Linked DNA regions of Homo sapiens: region 1 is linked to region 2. A link is an interaction called in ENCODE POLR2A ChIA-PET data of the cell type or tissue named here. Cell type or tissue: endothelial cell of umbilical vein. All regions are shown on one strand. Links, peaks and the distances in the headings refer to the core of each region. The heading gives the core; the rest is flanking DNA. Region 1 has its middle 52 kb from the start of MIR6080. Region 2 holds the start of LOC124904044 (a long non-coding RNA gene).

Region 1 (11,523 bases), core at 3,018-7,017, 280 kb after region 2:
TTCACAGAGGAGAAAACTGAGGCACAATGAGGTCAAATGATTTGCCAAGGTGTAACCAGTTTGTCTAATTTCACCTTCTCCCAAGGACCAAGGTGGATGGTGTCCCGGGCTTGTGCTTTGCAGTGGCTCCTGGACAAAGGCTTTTGTTGTTGTTGTTGTTGTTGTTGTTGTTGTTGTTGTTGTTGTTTTTAGACAGAGTCTCCCTCTGTCGCCCAGGCTGGAGTGCAGTGGCGTGATCTTGGCTCACTGCAACCTCCGCCTCCCAGGTTCAAGCAATTCTCCTGCCTCAGCCTCCCAAGTAGCTGGGATTACAGGCGCCCGCCACCTTGCCTGGCCAGTTTTTGTATTTTTAGTAGACACGGGGTTTCACCATATTGGCCAGGCTGGTCTCCAACTCCTGACCTTGTGATCCGCCCACCTCAGCCTCCCAAAGTGCTGGGATTACAGGCGTGAGCCACCAAGCCCGGCCGGCCAAGGGCTTTTGACAGCTGACAAGTGGGCCCACAGAAGCGGACTCCCCAGGAACACCCTGGAGGGTGCTGGAGGAGCGCAAACTGATTGCATCTGGCAAAGGGACAACATCCTTTTCTGTAAGTTTGGGGACAGCAAGAGGTGAGTTTAGGGTAGGAAGCTGAGGTCTCTAAAAGGTGCTGGCCAGGACACGGGCCTCAGGGCTCTCTCCAGAATGAATCAGCTCCCTGCTGTCTGCTGCCGATTTATTTATTTATGAGGCAAAGTCTCGCTCTGTAGCCCAGGCTGGAGTGCAGTGGCATAATCTTGGCTCACTGCAACCTCCGCCTCCCAGATTCAAGCAATTCTCCTGCCTCAGCCTCTGAGTAGCTGGGATTACAGGCATGAGCCACCACACCAGGCTAATTGTTGTATTTTTAGTAGAGACAGGGTCTGGCCCTGTTGGCCAGGCTGGTCTCAAACTCCTGACCTCAAGTGATCTGCCTGCCTCGGCCTCCCAAAGTGCTGGGATTACAGGCATGAGCCACTGTGCCTGGCCTTATTTATTTACTTATTTATTTATTTTTGAGGCAGGGTCTCACTCTGTCACCCAGGCTGAAGTGCAATGGCGCCATCACAGCTCACTGCAACCTTTGCCTCCTGGGCTCAAGTGATCCTCCTGCCTCAGCCTCCCATATAGCTGGGACTACAGGCGTGTGCCACCATGCTCAGCTAATTTTTAATTTTTTTTTTTTTTGCAGATATTGGGTCTCACTATATTGTCCAGGGGATCCACCTGCCTCAGCCTCCCAAACTGCTGGGATTACAGGTGTGAGCCACCATGCCTGCCTGGCCTAGAGGAAAGTCTTTTTTTCCTAAAACTTTTTTTTTTTTTTTTGAGACAGAGTCTCACTCTGTCACCCAGGCTGGAGTGCAGTGACATGATCTTGACTCACTGCAACCTCTGCCTCCCGAGTTCAAGTGATCCTCCTACCTCAGCCTCCCAAGTAGCTGGGACTACAGGCTAACTTTAGATACCCAGTAGAAGAGATAAGGCTGGAGTCCAAATGACCAGTAGGAATGGTGGACGTTGATTGAGAGATTTTTGGCACTGCGGCTGGGCCCGATACTCAGTAACTCTAATAGGCCAACCATGACCCCTTAAGGAGGAACTGTTGTTTCCATTTTATACCTGGGGAAACTGAGGCTCATAGAAGTTAAGAAAGTTGCTCCAGATCCCACAGCAAGCCGTTGTCTCTTCCTAGCCAAGGGAGACATTACACGAAGCACAAACAAGCCCTCTGGGTGGACATGGTGACATTTGGTACATGTGCAGTCTCAGTCTCGTTCAAGAGCCTGAAATGAGTCATCTACAAATCAAAGAACCAGCCTCTCCGGACACACGATGAGGCCGGTTTGTACATTAGGAGGAGCTGGACCCAGATAATGTGGTTCCAAGCAGAGAAGATGGCCTTATTCCAACCGCGTCCCCTCTGCAAGCCCTTGGGAGCTGGCCAGGCCCAGTGACCCGTGGAAGAGGGGATGCTGTGCCCTAGTGTCCAAGCAGCACGGCTTGGCTCAGTCCACTGGGCTTCTTCCAGCTCACAAACCTGTTTGTTTTTACCCTTCAATGTGAACCAGATGTGGGCACCTCGCTCTCCAGGAGGTCCCTCGCCCATACACCCCCCAGCAGGCATCATTGGCAGCTGCAGCTGATGGACCAGCCTCCTCCCTGCTCTCCGGCCTCTCTCACCCCTACGCCCCCTCCCTCACTGCACCTCCTGCACCTTCCCTTCCCCCAGCATGATTTGAAACAGGAAATGACACTGGACAGATCTCAAAAGTCCATATGTCCTGGACACTCTCTCTAGGAATTTCCTGGGCCTCCAGCTTGCTCTATGTGTCATGTCCTTCCCACTTACAGTATCTGGGGGGAAAGAAGTGCTAAAGGAAAATGAGAGTGAGCGTCCCTCGTCCCCAGTGCTATCTTATCCCATTGTGATCTTTGGCAAGTGATTTATCTATGTCTGCATGGACTCGTGAATGCAATAGGTTATAATCCATGACTCTCACTATTCACTGTAATAATTAAATTATTCCCAGTCCGGGTGTAGTGGCTCATGTATGTAATCCCAGCACTTTGGGAGGCTGAGGCGGGTGGATCACTTGAGGTCAGGAGTTCGAGACCAGCCTGGCTAACATGGTGAGACCCCATCTCTACTAAAAATACAAAAATTAACCAGGTGTGGTGGCACACACCTGTAGTCCCAGCTACTTGGGAGGCTGAGGCACAAGAATTGCTTGAACCTGGGAAGCGGAGGTTGCAGTGAGCTAAGATCGTGCCACTGCACTCCAGCCTGGGTGACAGAGTGAGACTCTGTATCAAAAAAAAAAAAAAAATTCCCAGTTTGGCCAGTGGGAGCCCACTCAAGCTCGCAGCTGTGCCCTTTTCCTTTTGCAGTGACCCACCATTCTTTGAGCTTTCTAGTACAAGCTGTTCCAGGAGCATCTGTATTTTTTTTTTTTTTTTTTTTTTGGTCTCAGCCCTGGAATCAGTCTGTTCTCTGAAGATCCTGGTTCTCTTTTTTTGAAAATGGTATTTAGAAGTCAAGATCTGGATGCTACATGTGCTCACTGCTACTAGGATGAGGCTGTTCCGTGTCCCTCTCAGTGGATACAGCTAGGGAATGTGGATGTGTACACATACATGCACACGCACATATACAGTCAAATCTGTATTCGTTTCTTTATTATTTTAAGAAATTGTGGGCTGGGCATAGTGGGTCACACCTGTAATCCCAGCACTTTGGGAGGCTGAGTTGGGCGGATCACCTGAGGTCAGGAGTTCGAGACCAGCCTAGCCAATATGGTGAAACCCATCTCTACCCAAAATACAAAAATTAGCCGAGTGTGATGGTGGGTGCCTGTAATCCCAGCTACTCAGCAGGCCGAGGCAGGAGAATTGCTTGAACTCAGGAGATGTAGGTTGCAGTGAGCTGAGATCGCACCATTGTGCTCCAGCCTGGGTGACAAAGTGAGACTCCGTTTCAAAAAAAAAAAAAGTGTGGTAAAATACATATAACATAAAATTTGCCATCTTAACTATTTTTATTATTATTTATCTTTTTTTTTTTTTTGAGACAGAGTCTCACTCTGTCACCAGGGCTGGAGCACAGTAGTGCAATCTCAGCTTGTGGCAACCTCCACCTCCCAGGCTCAAGCAATCCTCCCACCTCAGCCTCCCAAGTAGCTAGGACTACAGACACATGCTACCATGCTTGGGTAGTTTTTGCATTTTCTGTAGAGATGAGGTTTCACCATGTCGGCCAGGCTGGTCTTGAACTACTGACCTCAGGTGATCCACCTGTCTCAGCCTCCTAAAGTGCTGGGATTATGGGTATGAGCCTCCACACCCTGCCCCATAATTTTTATTTTTATTTTATTATTTATTATTTATTGTTTATTATTATTATTATTATTATTTTGAGACGGAGTCTCACTCTGTCCCCCAGGCTGGAGTTCAGTGGCATAATCTCGGCTCACTGCAAACTCCGTCTCCAACCTCCATCTCCCAGGTTCAAGTAATTCTCCTGCCTCAGCCTCCTGAGTAGCTGGGATTACATGTGCACGCCACTACGTCTGGCTAACTTTTGTATTTGTAGTAGAGATGGGGTTTCACCATGCTGGCCAGGCTGGTCTCAGACTCCTGACCTCAAATGACCCACCCATCTCGGCCTCCCAAAGTGCTGGGATTACAGGTGTGAGCCACCTTGCCTGGTCTAGATCCATGATTTTTCAACTGGACTAAACACTTTCTTCAGGTCTCAGCAGTTGTCTTACTAATGGCCTCTTTCCCTTCCTGGACCTAATCCAGGACACCATGGTGCGTTGAGTGTCCATGTCTCCTTAGTCTCCGCTGACTGGTGACAGTTTCTGGTCTTCTCATGATTAGACTGGGACTGCAGAATTTTGGGAAGAACACCTAAGAGATGAAGTGCCCTCATCCTATCACATCCGGGATGTGTGATATCAACATATATGAGTCATGTTGGAAAGATGGACAAATGGGGATTCCAAAGCTGTTCATCACAGTCAGCGAATGGTAGAGGAAGGATTTGAACTGGGGCCACTCTGAGATGTGTGCTCATTTCCTTAGTTTGAGAAAAAGAACTGTCTGGTGAGGAAAACAAGGAAAGACCTCCGGTATTGAAGCAATGGTGGGAGGTAGAAGTCTGCACCCAGATGAGGTCCTTCAGGCGGGGTGGATTTGCCACCTGTGGCCTCTTTCCCAGGACCTTGTCCAGCCTTGTCCTAGCTTCCCTCTGGTGCAAGTGGCACTATCTTTTGTCCATTACATGGGATTGTCCGGTCTTTGTGCCACTAGTGCAAGGATGAAAATAATCCAATAATCCATCAAAAATGCATGTTTCATGAGAATTCAAGTTATACAAGAGTCGTACTATGCCAGCCAGCAGTCATAGGTCATCTGTACCCTCCTCCCTGTCCTCCCTGCAACCCCGCCTTCAGAGTTCTTACCGGCTCTCCCAGTGGGATGTCAGCAGAGGAGGCCGTCCACATGGAATTGGCTTATGGCTGTTGGTGGCACTGGCTTTCCTTTACCTGCTGTGGACACCTTTGTCTCGTAGTCATCAGGAAAATCACTGTCACTGCATCAGAAACGCTGGAACATCCTGAAGTTTCAAAGCAGAAATTCCAAACCATGTCCTCTGGGCAGTATTCAACTAGCATATGTGTTTCGTTTGGCCCTCACTTAATTTAAAAAACTTAAAATTAGTCCGCAACGTGAAAAAATCAGAAGCTCATCATAAAAGACTGGATTTTGGCTTCTTTTGAAAAATCAGATGTGGTAATAGATGGCCCACATTCCTGCCTGGTGGCATGAGGGCAAGCGGAGTGGCAGCTGCCCCGGTGGCTCGGGCACATGTCCCCACTCCACCCCTGTCCTCTCCACTCTCCACGAATCACCACCCCCAACCTCATTCATTGGTGGTGTCTGCCTGGCCTCTGAAGGCATTTGAGTCCACAGCCCTTGCATGAGATTCTTGCAGTTCATTCATTCACTCAGCAAACGCTTACTGCGCTTCTACCCAGGCCAAGTTCTGTGAGAGGCTCCCGCATCAACAAAGGATACATTGGTGATTCTAGAGCCACACACTAGGTCCTTGATTAACGTAAATCTTGCTGATGTGGGAGCGTGGATGATGGGTCCGCAGCTCAGCCTGGAGGGAGTCAGGGGAGGCATCCCAGAGACACACACCCCTGGGAATTTGGTTGCCATTTAAATTCTTCTTTTTTTTCTTGAGACAGAGACTCACTCTGTTGCCCAGGCTGGGGTGCAATGGAGCGATCTTGGCTCACTGCAAGCTCCGTCTCCCTGGCTCAAGGGATTCTCCTGCCTCAGCCTCCTGAGTAGCTGGGACTACAGATGCGTGCCACCACACCTGGCTAGTTTTTTGGTAGAGATGGGGTTTTGCCATATTGCCCAGGCTGGTCTCGAACTCCTAATCTCAGGTGATCCACCTGCCTTGGTTTCCCAAAGTGCTGGGATTACAGGCATGAGCCATCATGCCCAGCCTGCCGCCTAAATTCAAGTGAGGTATAAAGAGGACCCTGACCTCGGGCTGAGCCATCTGTCCCTCTGGACTTGTCCTGGAGTTTGCTCTCCAATGCCTCATCTCTGTGCTAATTTTGATGGCCTCTTCACAGAGCAGGACTTTCTGTGTTTATCCAGGGAATGTAGAAAACACAGTGCAGGACACTCTGCTGTGGTGCGAGGCAACATCAGGGCTAGAAATATCTATCACGGGCAGGATGGAGGCCCCATTCTTTGGAGCTTGTGTGTATGTTAGCAGGCAACATGAGAAAGGGCCAAAGCCTTGGAGTCAGGTAGACTTGGTTTAAATCCTGGTTTTGCCGCTTACCAGCTATGTGACTGGGTGGTGATTACACTCTCTCAGTGTTTCCTTGACTATAAAGTGGGGATATAGTGTTTATTCCTAAGGTGACTGTCTGTCTGGTTTGTTTTTGTTTTTATTTTTTGAGACAGAATCTCACTCTGTCGCCCAGGCTGGAGTGCAGTGACGCAATGTTGGCTCACTGCAGCCTTGACCTCCCAGGCTCAAGCAATCCTCCCAGCTCAGCTTCCCGAGTAGCTGAGACTACAGGCACACACCATCATTATTATTTTTTTTCCTGTAGAAATGAGGTCTCACTATGGCCCAGGCTGGTCTCGAACCCCTGGACTCAAGCCATCCGCCTACCTTGGCCTCCCAAAGTGCTCGGATTATAGGTGTGAGCCACCGCACCCGGCCAGTTACTGTGTGTAAAGTCCCAAAAGCAGTGTTGGGAACATAATAGATACACATGAAAGAGACACTCATCTTTTTCTTTTGGCATGTAATTCTATGAAAAAAAAATTTTTGAGACAGGCTGGAGAGAAGTGGCACAATCATAGCTCACTGTAACCTCAAACTCATGGTCTCAAGTGATCCTTTCACTTTGGCCTCTTAAAGTGCTGGGATTACAGGCCACTGAGCCTGGACAAGTTTTATGAAATTTTATCATATGCATAGATTCAAGTGACCATCCCCACAATGAGAACACAGAAGTATTCCATCACCACTAAGAAATTTCTTCCTGGGGCTGGGCATGGTGCCTCATGCCTATAATCCTAGAACTCTGGGAGGCTGAAGCAGGTGGATCACTTGAGCTCCGAAGTTTGAGACCAGCCTGATCTCATCTCAACATGATGAAACTCCATCTCTACAAAAAATACAAAAATAGCTGAGCCCAGTGGCACGCTCCTGCAGTCCCAACTGTGAGGGAGGCTGATGTGGGAGGACTGCTTGAGCCTGGGAAGCGGAGGTCTCAGTGAGCTGAGATCGTGCCACTGGACTTCAGCCTGAGTGACAGAGCAAGACTCTGTCTCAAAAAAAAAAAAAAAGAAAAGATAAAATTTCTTCCTGTTACCCCTCAGTCACATCCTTCCTCCTACCATAACCCCTGGAACTGCTGATCTATTCTCCAACTCTATGATTTTGTCACTTCAAGAATGTTATATAAAGCCAGGTACAGTGACTCATGCCTGTAATCCCAGCACTTTGGGAGGCCGAGGCAGGCAGATCACTTGAGGTCAAGAGTTCGAGACCAGCCTAGCCAACATGTTGAAACCTTCTCTCTACTAAAAATACAAAAATTAGCCGGGCATGGTGGTGCACACCTGTAATCCCAGCTACTCAGGAGGCCAGAGCATGAGAATCACTTGAACCAGGGAGGCAGAGGTTGCAATGAGCTGAGATCGTGCCACTGTACTCCAGCCTGGGCTACAGAGCGAGACTCCATCTCAAAAAAAAAAACAAAAAACAAAAGAATGTTGGCCGGGCACATTGGCTCATGCCTGTAATCCCAGCACTTTGGGAGGCTGAGGGGGCAGATCACGAGGCCATGAGATCGAGACCATCCTGGCCAACATGGTAAAACCCTATCTCTACTAAAAATACAAAAATTAGCTGGGCGTGGTGGTGTGCACCTGTAGTCCCAGCTACTCGGGAGGCTGAGACAGGAGAATCGCTTGAACCTGGGAGGTGGAGGTTGCAGTGAGCCAAGATCAGGCCACTGCACTCCAGCCTGGGCGACAGAGCAAGACTCCATCTCAAAAAAAAAAAAAAGAAAGAATGTTAAATAAATGGAATCAGACTGGCCTTTTGAGATTGGCTTTTTCCACTCAGCAAAAAGCCCTGAGACCCATCCACATTGTTGCATGGATCAATTGCTCATTACCTTTTACTGCTGAGTTACTTCACTGAATGGATAGACCATCATGTGTTTATCTGTTTACTTGTTGAGGGACATTTGGCTTGTTTCTAATTTTTGGCTTGTGATGGTTAATTTTATGTGTCAACTTCACTGGGCTATGGGGTGGCCTGACAGTTGATCAAACAGTATTCTGGGTGTTTCTGTGAGGGTGATTTTGGGTGAGTTTAACATCTAAGTCAATAGACTGAATAAAGCCGACTGCCCTCCCTAAGATGGGTGGGCCTCATCCAATCAGTTGAAGGCCTGAATAGAACAAATAGACTATCTTTCCTGAATAACAAAGAATTCCTCCTGCCTGACTGCCTTTGAGCTGAGACATCAGTTTTTTTCCTGCCTTTGGACTGGAACCGAAACATCTGCGCTTCCTGGGTATCCAGCCTGCTGGCCTTGGCACTGGAACACCACCGTCGATCCTCCTTGGTCTTCAGCTTGGCTGACTGCACATCTTAGGATTTGTCAACCTCCATAATCACATGAGCCAATTCTTTGTAATAAATGTATATATTATATATATATGATTTATTATATACATATCATTTATCTATATAGATCAATATATATCATTTCTTATACATATGTCTTTTTATTTTTTTGAGGCAGGGTCTTGCTCTGTCACCAAGGCTTGAGTACAATGGTGTGATCATGGCTCACTGCAGCCTCAACCTCCTGGGCTCAAGCAATGCTCCCACCTCAGTCTCCTGAGTAGCTGCTGGACATTTTTTTTTTTTTTTTTTTGAGATAGGGTCTCACTTTGTCACTCAGGCTGGAGTGCAGTGGCCTGATCTTGGCTCACTGCAACCTCCACCTCCCCAGTTCAAGAAATTCTCCAGCTTTAGCCTCCTGAGTAGCTGGGACCACACGCATGTGCCACCATGCCTGGCTAATTTTTGTATTTTTTGTAGAGATGGAGTTTCACCATGTTGCCCAGGCTGGTCTTGATCTCCTGAGCTCAAGGTGATCTGCTGCCTCAGCCCCCTAAAGTGCTAGGATTACAGGCATGAGCCACCATGCCTGGCTCACACCTGGCTAATTTAAAAAAATGTTTTTTGTAGAGACGGGGTCTCACTATGTTGCTCAGGTGGTCTCAAACTCCTGGGTTCAAGTGATCCTCCTGCCTCGGCCTCCCAAAGTATTGAGTTTACAGGTGTGAGCCACCATGCCTGGCCATGATTTATTTTATATATAATATATATATTATATTACATACATTATATATATTATATTACATATATTATATATAATATATTACATACATTTTATATAATATATTATATTACATATATTATATATAATATATTACATACATTTTATATATAATATATATTATATTACATGTAATATATGTAATATAATATATTACATATAATATATATATAGTTGGTTCTATTTCTTTGGAGAACTCTGAGAGATATCTGTATGTGTGTACATATATATATAGCTTCTTATATATTTCATTTATATATATGATTTATTATGTATATATCTCTCTTCTATTGGTCCTATTTCTTTGGAGAATCCTGACTGATACACGACTATTACAAATAAAGCTGTTATAATTATTTGTGTACAATATTTTATATGAACATAAATTTTCATTTCTCTGGGATAAATACCCAGGAGAGTGATTGCTGGTTCTTGTGGTAAGTGTACGTTTAACTTTATAAGAAACTGCCAAACTGTTTTCTAGAATGGCAGTACCATTTTGCATCTACTCCTCATTTTAATTATTTTGTTCTATGAGTTAAATGTGTTAACTTCAGCATGGGCTGACATTTGAAGGCTGGTCATGCAGGGATCTTTGCTTACTTGAATTATAATCACCACTGCGACACACATCCTTGTTTTAACTTTCACATATGTAAGCCAAGCACAAAGGTCTGAAGGTTTAGAGATTTGAAATAACAAACCTGGCTGCCTCAGATTTTCTTGGCTGGCACCAGGCCTTGCCAGGCCTTTGAATCAGCTGGGTGCAGGGAAGGGTCACCAGGAAACTCAGGCTGCCTGGACCGACAGGAAGCGTGGGACGAAGCTTACTCCGGGTCTGGCTCGTGGTCAGCCTGGCTGGGGCCTGAGGCTTCCAGGCCGGCACAGTGTGCATGGTCAGGAAACAGCCTGGACTCTTGAAATCACCCCACCCCTGAAAAATGAATTCATAAACAGAGACGCTCCAAGCTCCTTTCTTTGAGAAGTAGCATCTTTTAGCCTGGAATAAAATCAACTTGCAGAGCTGCTATGGTTCCGTGTTCCTCGGGCTCTGCGCACCTCTGCATCAGTGGCAAGTGGCTTTGGGACTTGTTTTCCTGGAGAAGACGGCTATGAAGTTTTCTTTTCTTTTAATTTTTAATTAACTTTTTGTTGTTGTTTTAGAGATGGGAGAGTCTCACTATGTTGCCAAGGCTGGTCTTGAACTCCTGGCCTCAAGCAATCCTCCTGCATCAACCTCTCAAAAAGCTGGGATCACAGGAGTGAGTCACCATGCCTGGCTCTAGAGTTGTTTACTGATGCTTAATATTATTACTTTCTCCTTTCCACCCTCCCTGCACCCCTCACCTCAAGTTAACATGTACAAATATATATATAATATATATCTTTATATATATATTTTTTTATAGAGATGGGGTCTTGCTATGTTGCCCAGGTTGGTCTCAAACTCCCGGCCTCCAGTGATCCTACTACCTTGGCCTCCCAAAATGCTGTGATAACAGGTGCGAGCCACCACACCCAGCCCATATTTTTTATCTTGTCTATGGTTATTATTACCTAACACTATAAGGTTTCTGAACATACTGCATTTGGGTACTGTTTTGACAAATAGATTCAATTAGATATTACAATGGTATGGACCTTTCTAGTTTTATATTATCTCACCTGAGGCAGGTGAACTGTTAACTCCATTTTATCCAGAATTTCTCAGGGCTGGAACCTATAGATTCAGAGCTTTTTTTTTTTTTTTTTTTTTTTTTGAGACAGGGTCTCACTCCCTTCACCCAGGCTGGAGTACAGTGATGCAATCTTGAATCATTGCAGCCTTGACTTTTGGGGGTTCAATGACCCTCCCACCTCAGCCTCTGGGGTAGCTGGGACTGCAGGCGTGTGCCACCATGCTGGGCTAATTTTTTTCTTTCTTTTTTTTTTCTTTTTTTGATTCGGAGTTTTGCTCTTGTTGCCCAGGCTGGAGTGCAATGGCCTGATCTCGGCTCACTGCGGCCTCCACCTCCTGGGTTCAAGTGATTCTCC
Region 2 (11,523 bases), core at 1,868-5,867:
TGCCACTTGGCTTGAATATTAGTCTAGAAACTTCTTACTAGAAATGGAGATGTGGACTTCTTCCAAGGAAGTTCTCAGACACTTAATATGTTTTGACAAGGGAATAGGGGAAGAGAAACCACTTGTTTTCTCTGCTCCTCTTATGGCCACTGAAACTGTATTAGGGTGTACCTGAGCTCAGTTCATCCAGCTGCGACAATATTAATAATTCTGTTACGTCTGTTGTAATTAATGTTTGGAGACAAACCAACATTGACCACTCATCTTTTTTAAAAAAATAAACTTCATGTTAGATTATGATTTACAGAAAAATTTCAAGACAGTACAGAGTTCCCCTATACTCCACACCCCTTATAATAGTTCCCGTAGTTACCGCCTTGCATTACTTTGGTACATTTGTCATAATTAATGAACCAATACTGATAACATTATTCACTAAAGCCCATGCTTTGTTCTTGTTTCCTTAGTTTTCCCCTAATGCCTTACTTGTGTTCCAGGATCCATCCAGCACACGACATTACATTCGCTCGTCATGTCTCCTTCAGCTCTTCTTGGTAGTTAACAGACTCCTGTTTATCTCAGACTTTGTTTTTGATTACTTTGGCAGGTGTTTTTTGTTTGTTTTTTCTTTTTGAGACAGGGTCTCACTCCTTTGTCACCCAGGCTGGAGTGCAGTGGCCCGATCTCAGCTCACTGCAACCCCCACCTCCCAGGTTCAAGTGATTCTCCTGCCTCAGCCACCCAAGTAGCTGGGATTACAGGTGCGTGCCACCACACCCAGCTACTTTTTGTATTTTTAGTAGAGACAGAGTTTCGCCATGTTGCCCAGGCTGGTCTGGAACTCCTGAGCTCAAGCGATTTGCCTGCTTCGGTCTCCCAAATTGCTGGGATTAGAGGCTTGAGGACTTTGGCAGTTTTGAGGAGTACTGGTCAGGTATTTTGTAGAATGCCCATCTGTTGAAATTTGGTGTTTTTCACATGATTAGACTGGGTTATGGGTCTGGGAACCAGAGAGAGAAAGTATCATTATCAAATCGTGTCAAGCACACCTTCTGTGGTTACTACTCATCTTTTCCCTTTACGCTTTCCTGCTAAGTTAGCAGTTGTCAAATCACTTGGCATCTTTATGCCTTTTCTTACCTGGCATGTATTGAAAGCTATGGCTGGGCGTGGTGGCTCACGCTTGTAATCCCAGCACTTTGGGAGGCCAAGGCTGGCGGATCACTTGAGCTCACGAGTTTGAAACCAGCCTGGGCAACATGGTGAAATCCCGTCTTTACAAAAATTAGGTGGGCATGGTGGCATGGGCCTGTAGTCCCCCAGCTACTCGGGAGGCCGTGGAAGTTGCAGTGAGCCAAGATCGCGCCACTGCACTCCAGCCCGGGTGATAGATCCAGACCTTGTCTCTAAGTAAATAGATAGACAGACAGATAGATAAAGCTGTGCTTGTACTGTTCTTCCCCTAAACAGAATGAAGGGCTTTCTCTTGGTGTTGCAAAGCAGGTGTGAGGAAATGGCTGGAGGTAATGGCTGGCTGTGCTCCTAGCTGCTCTGGTTCCAACCTCTCTGGCAAATAAAAATTCTTCTCCAGGTTCTCACCTCTAACATGAAATGTTACTGTTGATCTCAAGAGAAACTGGGTTAGAAAATTTGGACTTTGAGTCTAACTCTTAACATCTAAAAATCTGTGACTTTGGAAACAGGTCTTTCTGGGAGAGATTTAAGATCTTTAAAAATTGAAACTAGACTCACTTGAGCATTTGAATCCCCAAACAAACCAAGAGGTCATTTAAAAAACAAAAACACCTTTTTTATGCTGTTGTTGGAACAAGGGAATATTTATCTGTGTAAAAAGAAACAATACAAACTATTGTGTAGCAAAGTGGGCACAATCCTGGTTAATTGGCACTGTGGGATGTCATGTCAGTACAGGATGCTCTCCCAAAATGACCTGTTTCATTGCCCACAGAGTGGGTTGTTGAAAACGAAAAGGGAGACTTTTTGGTCCTGAGAATATAGGAAACTCAAGGTTTACAGGTTAAACTAGAGGTCTGTTTTGGTGACTTGGGAAATTTGGCAAATCCTCAAAAAGCAGATGGCCCAGGGCAGTGTTTTAAAATACATGCTATAGGCCAGGCGTGGTGGTTCCCGCCTGTAATCCCAGCACTTTGGGAGGCTAAGGTGGGCGGATCACTTGAGGTCAGGAGTTTAAGACCAGCCTAGCCAACATGGTAAAACCACGTCTCTACTAAAAATACAAAAATTAGCCAGACCTGTGGCGGGCGCCTGTACTGAGAATTGCTTGTATCTGGGAAGCAGAGGTTGCAATGAGCCAAGATCGCACCACTGCACTCCAGCCTGGGTGACAAAGCGAAACTCCATCTCAAAAAAATTTAAAATAAAAATAAAGGCCTGGAGTGGTGGCTCACACCTGTAATCCCAGCACTTTGGGAGGCCTAGGCTGGCGGATCACCTGATGTCAGGAATTCGAGACCAGCCTGGCTAACACAGTGAAACCCTATCTCTACTAAAAATACAAAAACTAGCCGGGTGTGGTGGCACGTGCCTGTAGTCCCAGCAACTCAGGAGGCTGAAGCAGGAGAATCACTTTAACCCGGGATGGGGAGGTTGCAGTGAGCCAAGATTTTGCCACTGCACTCCAGCCTGGGCAACAGAGCGAGACTCCGGCTCTAAATAAATAAGTAAATAAATAAAAGTACATGTAATTTTTCGTCAGAAATTAGTGGGGCCTCTGAAATACGGTATTGTGGTTGGCATAAGGGGTATCCACGAAAATGCTGTGCAAGAATATTTCACAGTGTTCCTTTTTCTTTGAAGTACACCAAGAAAACAAAAGGCTCAAACAAGTATGGGATACAAATTAGCCATTCAAGGAGGCTGTGTTCAGCTTATCTGTTTGCCACAAGAATACTGAGGGAAGTTGTGTCCAGAATTAACATTTATACTGAGTGGAGGAGTATGTTGCTTTTTCTTTTCCCCATGAAGGTTCATGGTAGGAAAACAGAAGCTATCATGTCTTTTTTAAAGTCGATGATTCTTCCGTAATGACCTAGACTGCCGCTTTAGACACGCTTGATTTTCTGCCCCTGCCAACTGCTGAAGGGGAGACAGAACATAAGATGAACTGAAGGCTAAGCACTGCTGACCTTGGGGGGAGAAAAAGTTGTTTCGTTTTACTTTCACATTATTCTACGTGGAAAATCCCCAGTTCTTGTAAGCTTTGTAGGATTTAACTAGCTGATTTTACCATCAGACTTAGTTGAAATTTTGTTCTGAAAACAATGAACCTCCCTGGGTGCTGGTGGCTCACACCTGTAATTCCAGCACTTTGGGAGGCCGAGGCGGGTGGATCACCTGAGGTCAGGAGTTCGAGACCAGCCTGGCCAACATGGTGAAACCCCGTCTCTACTAAAAATACAAAAATTAGCTAGGCGTGGTGGCACACGCCTGTAGTCCCAGCTACTCGGGAAGCTGAGGCAGGAGAATCGCTTGAGCCTGGGAGGCAGAGGCTGCAGCGAGCTGAGATTGCCACTGCACTCCAGCCTGAGCGACAGAGCAAGACTCAATCTTGAAAGAAATAAAGGAAAAATGAACCTCACAGCACCCACAGCTTGGCTCTGTTAATGAAATTACAGATCAAGGCTAATTTTCTGCAGGCAATCCTTGCATTTGTAGCAGGTTATAGTCTGGGGGAAGATGCCATACATCGCTATAAAAGGGGAATATATTCTAGATGAAGAGCCGGATGCCCAACTTAATGGAAATAAGAAGCGTTAATCCAACACGGGAATACCGGATATTATTCCTTTCTGTAGTGCGTGAGACAGAAGAGTATTCCAACTCCCTGCATGGCATCCACACCATTCAGGACCCAGCATCAACCTTTTTCTTTCTTTTTTGAGACGGAGTCTCGCTCTGTCACTAAGCTGGAGTGCAGTGGCTCGGTCTTGGCTCACTGCAATCTCCGCCTCCCGGGTTCAGGCGAGTCTCTCACCCCAGCCTCCCCACTAGCTGGGATTACAGGCGCGCGCCACCATGCCTGGCTAATTTTTGTATTTTTAGTAAAGACAGGGTTTCGCCATGTTGGCCAGGCTGGTCTCGAACTCCTGACCTTGTGATCCGCCCACCTCGGCCTCCCACAGTGCTGAGATTACAGGGGTGAGCCACCATGCCCAGCTGCATCAACCTTTTTCTAACCGGCCTTCCCTTCCAGCTTCCTCCACTCTAGCTAAACTAGATGGCTTCTTTGCCCCACACCTCTTCTCTCTGGTTCTGTTGTTCACACGGCAAATCCTACTCATCCTTCAAGACCCAGTTCAAAGGAGGACATCCCAATTGCTATGCATCCTGGGCTAGAAGCAGTTCTTTCTCTGAGTACTTATCCCATGTTATTGCTTTTTCAGGGCACTTAAATCACTCTACATTACTATTATTATTATTATTACTATTATTTATTGAGATAGGGTCTCACTCTGCCACCCAGGCTGGAGTGCAGTGACACAATCATAGCTCACTTTTGCTTTGACCTCCCAGGCTTAAGTGATCCTCCCACCTCAGCCTCTCAAGTAGCTGGGACCACAGTTACGCACCACCACATCTGGCTAATTTTTTTTTTTTTTTTTTTTTTTTGGTAGAGATGAGGTCTCACTATATTACCCAGGCTGGTCTCTAACTCCTGAGCTCAAACAATCTGCCCACCTCAGCCTCCCGAAGTGCTGGGATTGTAGGCATGACCCACCTCGCCTGACCTCTGTACCTTATCTTGAAGCTATTATTGTTCATAGATTCTTAGCTCCTCCACTCCACTGTGCTGTGAACTCGACATTGTTACACAGATGCTCCTGTTAAGCTCTTAGAGTGCCCATCGGACTCAATCTAATTCAAATCTCAATCAAATTGTGATGAGAATCTGACTGTGGAGGAGTGGAGAGAATGCCACCCTGCCAGTATGGAGACTGGCTCTCCAGTTTTATAGCATATGAATTATATCTCAATAAGGCTGTTCAAAGAATTTGAGACTTCAGTCACTCCACAAAGTTAGCAAAGAGATTAAAAGTAAATATAGCAAAATGTTAGCTTTTCTGAGTGATGGGAATCACAAAGTATTTTGTCCTCTTTACACTTTTCTCTTTTCCAAATTTTCTACGAAGAGGATTGGTCACTTTTATATGAAGAAAAAACTTAATAAACATTTAGAGGCAGAAGATCAGCCCTGCATTTGCCCTGCACAGAGTACACCTCCCCTTGCTTGCTTTACAAGAGTTCACCTACTGCATTGATCTCGGTCATCACATGTGTAACTATTTGTCTTCCAGTCTGACTTCTAGATTAGACTGTAAGCTCCCGGAAGTCAGAGATCACTGTATTTGTCTCATTTGCCTCTGAATCCTCAGTCTAGTAGCTTGATGGGTATATATAAGTGCTCAAAAAATGTTTGTAGAATTTAACTGAATTTGTTAAATGTCTACTATGTCACCCGTGTGCTGGACACTTTGGGTGATAAGAAAATGATCCACTTATGGAGTTGAATTTAAGATGCTTCCAGTCCAGCAGGGGAGAAGACACAGGTGCATAAGTACTTAAGTCAAGACGCCATTCGAGGGGACTAGATACAATGCTCCAAGCCTTCAGAGAAAGGCAATTCCTTCCATCTACGTGCAATCAGGGACACTTTTTTCTTTTTCTTTTTTTTTTTTTTTTTTTTGAGATGGAGTTTCACTCTGTCACCCAGGCTGGAGTGCAGTGGCGCAATCTTGGCTCACTGCAACCTCCGCCTCCTGGGTTCAAACGATTCTCCTGCCTCAGCCTCCCGAGTAGCTGGGATTACAGGCACCCGCTACCACACCCAGCTAATTTTTTGTATTTTTAGTAGACACAGGGTTTCACCATGTTGGCCAGGCTGGTCTTGAACTCCTGACCTTAGGAGATCCACCCACCTCAGCCCCACAAAGTGTTAGGATTACAAGCATGAGCCACTGTGCCCAGCCTTTTTTTTTTTTTCTTCTTTTTTTTTGAGGCACAGTCTCGCTCTGTCACCCAGGGTGGATTGCAGAAGCAGGATCACAATTCGCTGCAGTCTTGACCTCCTGGGCTCAAGTGATGTTCCTGCCTCAGCCTCCCAAGTAGCTAGGACCACAGGTGCGTGCCACTGTGCCCAATTATTATTATTATTTTTTTTTTGTAGAGTCAGGGTCTCACTGTGTTGCCCAGCCTGGCAGGGATACTTTTGTGGAAGAGAAGGTGTTTGGGCTGGGGCTTTAAAGATGTCTTAAATTTACCTAGACCTAACACGCAGGAAAGGCTGCATGCCAGATGGTGGAACATTGTGTCAGTAAGAAAGCCGGGAGTTCTTTCATTATCTAGCTTTGATCGAGCACCTTTCACTGATAGCCTTCTGTAAGGTGATGAGGGTAAGGAGGAGAAACAGTTCCCTGATCCCCACCCCCAAAAGTTCACTGTTTAGTAAGGGGAACAAAAATATGAAAGACTATGATAAAAGATGAGTCAGACACAGGTATGGAAGGGAGTCCTAGACAGAGGGTACCGCATGTGCGAAGGCACTGAGGTGTGTGGGGCTTACAAGTTGGGTAGCAGCAAGAACCCTAACCAGTTGGAAGATAGAAAGGTGGTGGATGAGTAGCAAGAGGTAAAGCTGAGTAAATGAGCAGTGAACATGTCATGGAGGTCCTCACGTGCCAGATCAACACCGTTGGCTTTTATCCCATGGGCATGAAAAACCAGTAAGCATTATAAGAAGTGGAATGGGGCCGAGTGCAATGGCTCACGTCTGTCATCCCAGCACTTTGGGAGGCCAAGGCAGGCAGATCACTTGAGGTCAGGAGTTCAAGACCAGCCTGGCCAACACAGTGAAACCCCATCTCTACTAAAAATACAAAAATTAGCCAGGCATGGTGGCGCATGCCTGTAATCCCAGCTACTTGGGAGGCTGGGGTGAGAGAATCACTTGAACCTGAGAGGCGGAGGTTGCAGTGAGCTGAAATCACGCCACTGCACTCCAGCCTGGGCATCAGAGCAAGACTCTGTCAAAAAAAAAAAAAAAAATTAGCCGGGCATGGCACACTCCTGTAATCCCAGCTACTAAGGAGGCTGAGGCAGGAGAATCGTTTGAACCTGGGAGGTGGTTGCAATGAGCTGAGTTCGCACCACGACACTCCAGACTAGGTGACAGAGTAAGACTCCATCTCAAAAAAAAAAAGAAAAAGAAAAAGAAAAACAAGAGGCAGAACGACATGACCTCAGCGGTATTACAGTAATCCCAGTGAGGGTGACAACTGGCCGGAGGCAAGAACTGAAGTGAGGGCTGCTGAGGTACAGGAAAAGCAAGATACCTGAGCTTATACATTAGCAATGGAATTGGAAGGAGGTGAATGAAAAGGATACTTCAGGCAGAAAACTGGACAGAGCACTTGGAAGCAGCAGGTGGAGGGAAGAGGGTGAAACCCAGCAGGCTGCCCAGGTTTCTGGTGGAGCAACTGGATGGAGCCATTCCTGAAATAGGACGTCTGGGGGAAGAAACAGACTTGGGTGGGCCAGGTAGGCTCTGAGGGACATGCTGAGTCTGAGGTCCCTTTGGGGCATCTAACTGCAGCTGGATCTACAGGTCTCAAGCTCAGTGGAGAGGTCTGATTGATAAAAGTGCAGAATGTAAGCTACAAGCACAGTGGCTGAAGCTGTGGGTTGTAGGGAGATGGTTCTAGGGCAGTGGTCCCCAACCTTTTTGGCACCAGGGACCGGTTTTGTGGAAGACAATTTTTCCACGGACCAAGTGGGGATAGTGGGTTTGGGATGATTAAAGCATGTTACATTTATTGTGCACTTTATTTCTATTATTATTGCACTGTAATATATAATGAAATAATTATACAACTCACCATAATGTAGAATCAGTGGGAGCAGTGAGTTTGTTTTCCTGCAACTAGATAGTCCCATCTGGGGTTGATGGGAGACAGTGACGGATCATCGAGCATTAGATTCTAATATGGAGTGCTCAATCTCGATTCCTCAAATGCACAGTTCACAATAGGGTTTGCGCTCCTATGAAAATCTAATGCCACCGCTGATCTGACAGGAGGCGGAGCTCACGGTAATGCGAGCAATGGGGAGCGCCTGTAAATTCAGAGGAAGCTTCCCTCATTCACCCACTGCTCACCTCCTGCTTGTGTGGCCCAGTTCCTAACAAACCATGGACCAATACTGGTCTGTGGCCCAGAGGTTGGGGACCCCTGTCCTAGGGGACTGACTGCCTAGAGTCAGGAGAGAAGTGGGCTAGCAGGAAACCTTGGCTTCAAGAGGAGGACAGAGAACTGTCCAAGTAGGAGCATCAGAAAGGCGTGTGCTCTCGGAGGGAGGGGTATCAAGGAAGCCAAGGAGGAAATCGAGGAAGAGAGAGAGACAGAGACAGAGAAATAAAGCAAGTGGTAAGATATTAATTGTCCATTATTCTGTTCTTAGGTGTTCCTGATTCTCTTCTTTCAAATTTTGTGTATGTTTGAAACTTCTCATCATAAAAAGTCAGAAAGAATAAAGAGATCATACCCTCATTGGGGAAATGTTGTAAACATAATCAGTTTCAAAGCCTGGGCTTGAGTAGGGTCCACACCAGAAGGCAAGAAGGACTGAGTTATGCTGGATCCATGACATCAAGATCTTTCATCTCAGCCAGAAGCCCCTCGTGGCCTCATTATAATGAAGCCCTGCGGGGCAGCGCTTTCTTGCCAGCCTTACTGTGCTCCATTTCTTTAATGGCCTTTTTGCTCAACAATACAAGAGATCCAAACTGCTATTCCAGCATAAGACATAACTCACTACATTTTCTCACTCAAGCTTTCAACTCTAACTAATGGATTTTCTTTTCTTTTTTTCTTTTTTTTGAGATGGAGTTTCACTCTTGTTGCCCAGGCTGCAGTGCAGTGGCATGATCTCAGCTCACTGCAACCTCTGCCTCTCGGGTTCAAGTGATTCTCCTGCCTTGGCCTCCCAAGTAGCTGGGATTACAGGTGCCCACCACCATGCCCAGCTAAATTTTTGTTTGTTTTGAGATGGAGTCTCGCTCTGTCACCCAGGCTGGAGTGCAGTGGCGCAATCTCAGCTCACTGCAGCTTCCGCCTCCCGGGTTCAAGCGGTTCTCCTGCCTTGGCCTCCTGAGTAGCTGGGATTACAGGCGTGTGCCACCACGCCCAGCTAATTTTTGTATTTTTAGTAGAGATGAAGTTTCATTATGTTGGCCAGACTGGACCATGTTGGCCAGGCTGGTAATTCCTCTATTTTTAGTAGAGACGGGGTTTTGCCGTGTTGGCCAGGCTGGTAATTTCTCTATTTTTAGTAGAGATGGGGTTTTGCCATGTTGGCCAGGCTGGTCTCGAACTCCTGACCTCAGGTGATCCACCAGCCTCAGCCACCCGAAGTGCTGGGATTACAGGCATGAGCCACCGTGCCCGCTAATGGATTTTCTAGAGAATTGCTGTGCTGCTTTTTTCTTTCGTTTTGTAAGATTCTTTAAGGAATGAGAGTAGGGTGCTTCTGTGATCAGTAAGCAAGAACATGGGCTTTAACATAAGATGGACTTGGATTCAAATCCAGGCTTCTGTGTTTCCTGAGCTGTGTGGCCTTAGGCAAATGCCAGCCCCTCTGCGTGTCGCTTGCCTTACCTATAACACCTATGCGGCAGGTTCAGTTTAACATCAAATGCAGAAAGTGCTGCAGTGCCAGGCATGGGATAGGAATTGGGGGTAGCTGTTTTTTCTTTTTCCTAGAGACAGGGTCTCACTCTGTTGCCCAGGCTGGTGTACACTGGTGCAGTCATAGCTCACTGCAGCCTCCTGGGCTCAAATAATCTTCCAGTCTCAGCCTCCCGAGGAGTTAGGACTACAGGTGCTTGTGACAACATCTGGTTAATTTTTTAAAATTTTCTTAGAGTGGGGGTCTTCCTATGTTGCCCAGGCTGAGGGGCAGCTATTTTTATTTTTATCTACTTCTTCACTCCCTTTGCTTTGCCTTCCTTCTTTCCTCTTTCTCTATCATCCTCTTCGTTTCATTTGGGTTTTGCCTTGGCAATTTTCCCCCAAAGAAACTGGAAACCAGGCTGGGCATGGTGACTCACACATGACACTTTGGGAGGCCGAGGCGGGTGGATCAACTGAAGTTGGGAGTTCAAGACCAGCTTGGCTAATATGGTGAAACCCCGTTTCTACTAAAAAAAAAAAAAAATACAAAAATTAGCCGGGCATGCTGGTTTGCACCTGTAATCCCGGCTACTCAGGAGGCTGAGGCAGGAGAATCGCTTGAACTCGGGAGGCGGAGGTTGCAGTGAGCCAGGATGGAGCCACTGCACTCCAGCCTGGGTGAAGGGAGACACTCTGTCTCAAAAAAAAATAATAAAATAAAATAAACTGGAAACAAATGTGTGAAATTGTTGGGCTGTAGCATCACCTTTGCCACCCTGCAGTGATAGTGGAGCTAAAAGTCCCCTGAGAGAGGAGTCGTGTTGATGGTGGTTGAAGTGGGAGGGTGGAAATGGAGAAGTTCAGCCTTATATTAATAGGATCTGTAAGTAAAATTCACAAGCACCCCAACTGTGTGGTTGGCTGAGCATCACAGGTGTAAATTATTATTAACTCCATGCCCAACAGAATTCAGCTCTCCTCTATTTTTACTATAGGAAAACACACAATAGCCGTGTATTTTAATTTTTTTTCTTCTTCCGTCTGTGACTCGAGCCAAAGAGCAATAGCTGTTTTTTAAAGTTAGCATTGTGTTCAGGCATATAGTAAACATCCCTCAGTGGTGAGTGTTTTAACATTCTTTACTTTTCTCTTTTTTTGGGGTGGGGGGACAGAGTCTCACTCTGTTGCCCAGTCTGGAGTGCAGTGGTGTGATCTTGGCTCACTGCAACCTCCGCCTCCCAGGTCCAAGCTTCAGCCTCCCGAGTAGCTGGGATTACAGGTGCCCGCCACCATGCCCAGCTCATTTTTGTATTTTTTTAGGAGAGATGAAATTTCGCCATGCTGGCCAGGCAGGTCTTGAACTCCTGGCCTCAAGTGATCCGCCCACCTTGGCCTCCCAAAGTGCTGGGATTACAGCATGAGCCACTGTGCCCGGCCTTAACGTTCATTTTTCAACACGTAAATTCAGGCAAGATTAATAGAAAGAAAATGGGGTCCCAGATTGCCTCACCCCAAGCCCATCTTCTTTTGGCTTTTGGAGTATGAAAAGGGAGACGTGCTGTGGTCTCCGCCTGAAGCTGGCTCGCCCGGGAGCCCTCCTGGACCCGTAAGGAGGAGAACAAACCCTGGCAAATCCGACTGGCCCGAAGTGGATTTGCTAGAGTGACAGGCAGCAAAATTAATTCAGTAAGGCATTCGTAAGTGTATCACTTCACAAAGGAGTCAAAACTGCAGGAATCTGAACGCAAAGATGCCAAGCAAAAGGACTGGGAGAAGACCTGCCTACTGTGTACATTTGACTCTGTTTTGTGCCTTAAGA

What was found. ChIA-PET counts read pairs that join two places held together with the same protein. Peaks named below come from ENCODE experiments on the same cell type or tissue, not always from the same donor. Only the 100,000 strongest peaks of a DNase experiment are listed, where the experiment ranks them.
Region 1: POLR2A ChIA-PET joins it to region 2 with 7 read pairs; 2 of 35 experiments call an interaction of 5 or more read pairs at or near these places.

Annotation. Positions count from the first base shown.
Region 1 is chr17:64,723,218-64,734,740 of GRCh38, reverse strand. No RefSeq gene overlaps it. Among named protein-coding and RNA genes, the nearest start is that of MIR6080, 52 kb to the left of the region's middle. In endothelial cell of umbilical vein, for the core only: no CTCF peak of the experiment used is centred there; a DNase peak (open chromatin) is centred at 4,550; H3K27ac peaks cover 2,741 bases.
Region 2 is chr17:64,997,644-65,009,166 of GRCh38, reverse strand. LOC124904044 (a long non-coding RNA gene) reads left to right here and starts at 11,118. Exons shown (of 2, transcript XR_007065877.1): 1 at 11,118-11,523. In endothelial cell of umbilical vein, for the core only: no CTCF peak of the experiment used is centred there; no DNase peak of the experiment used is centred there.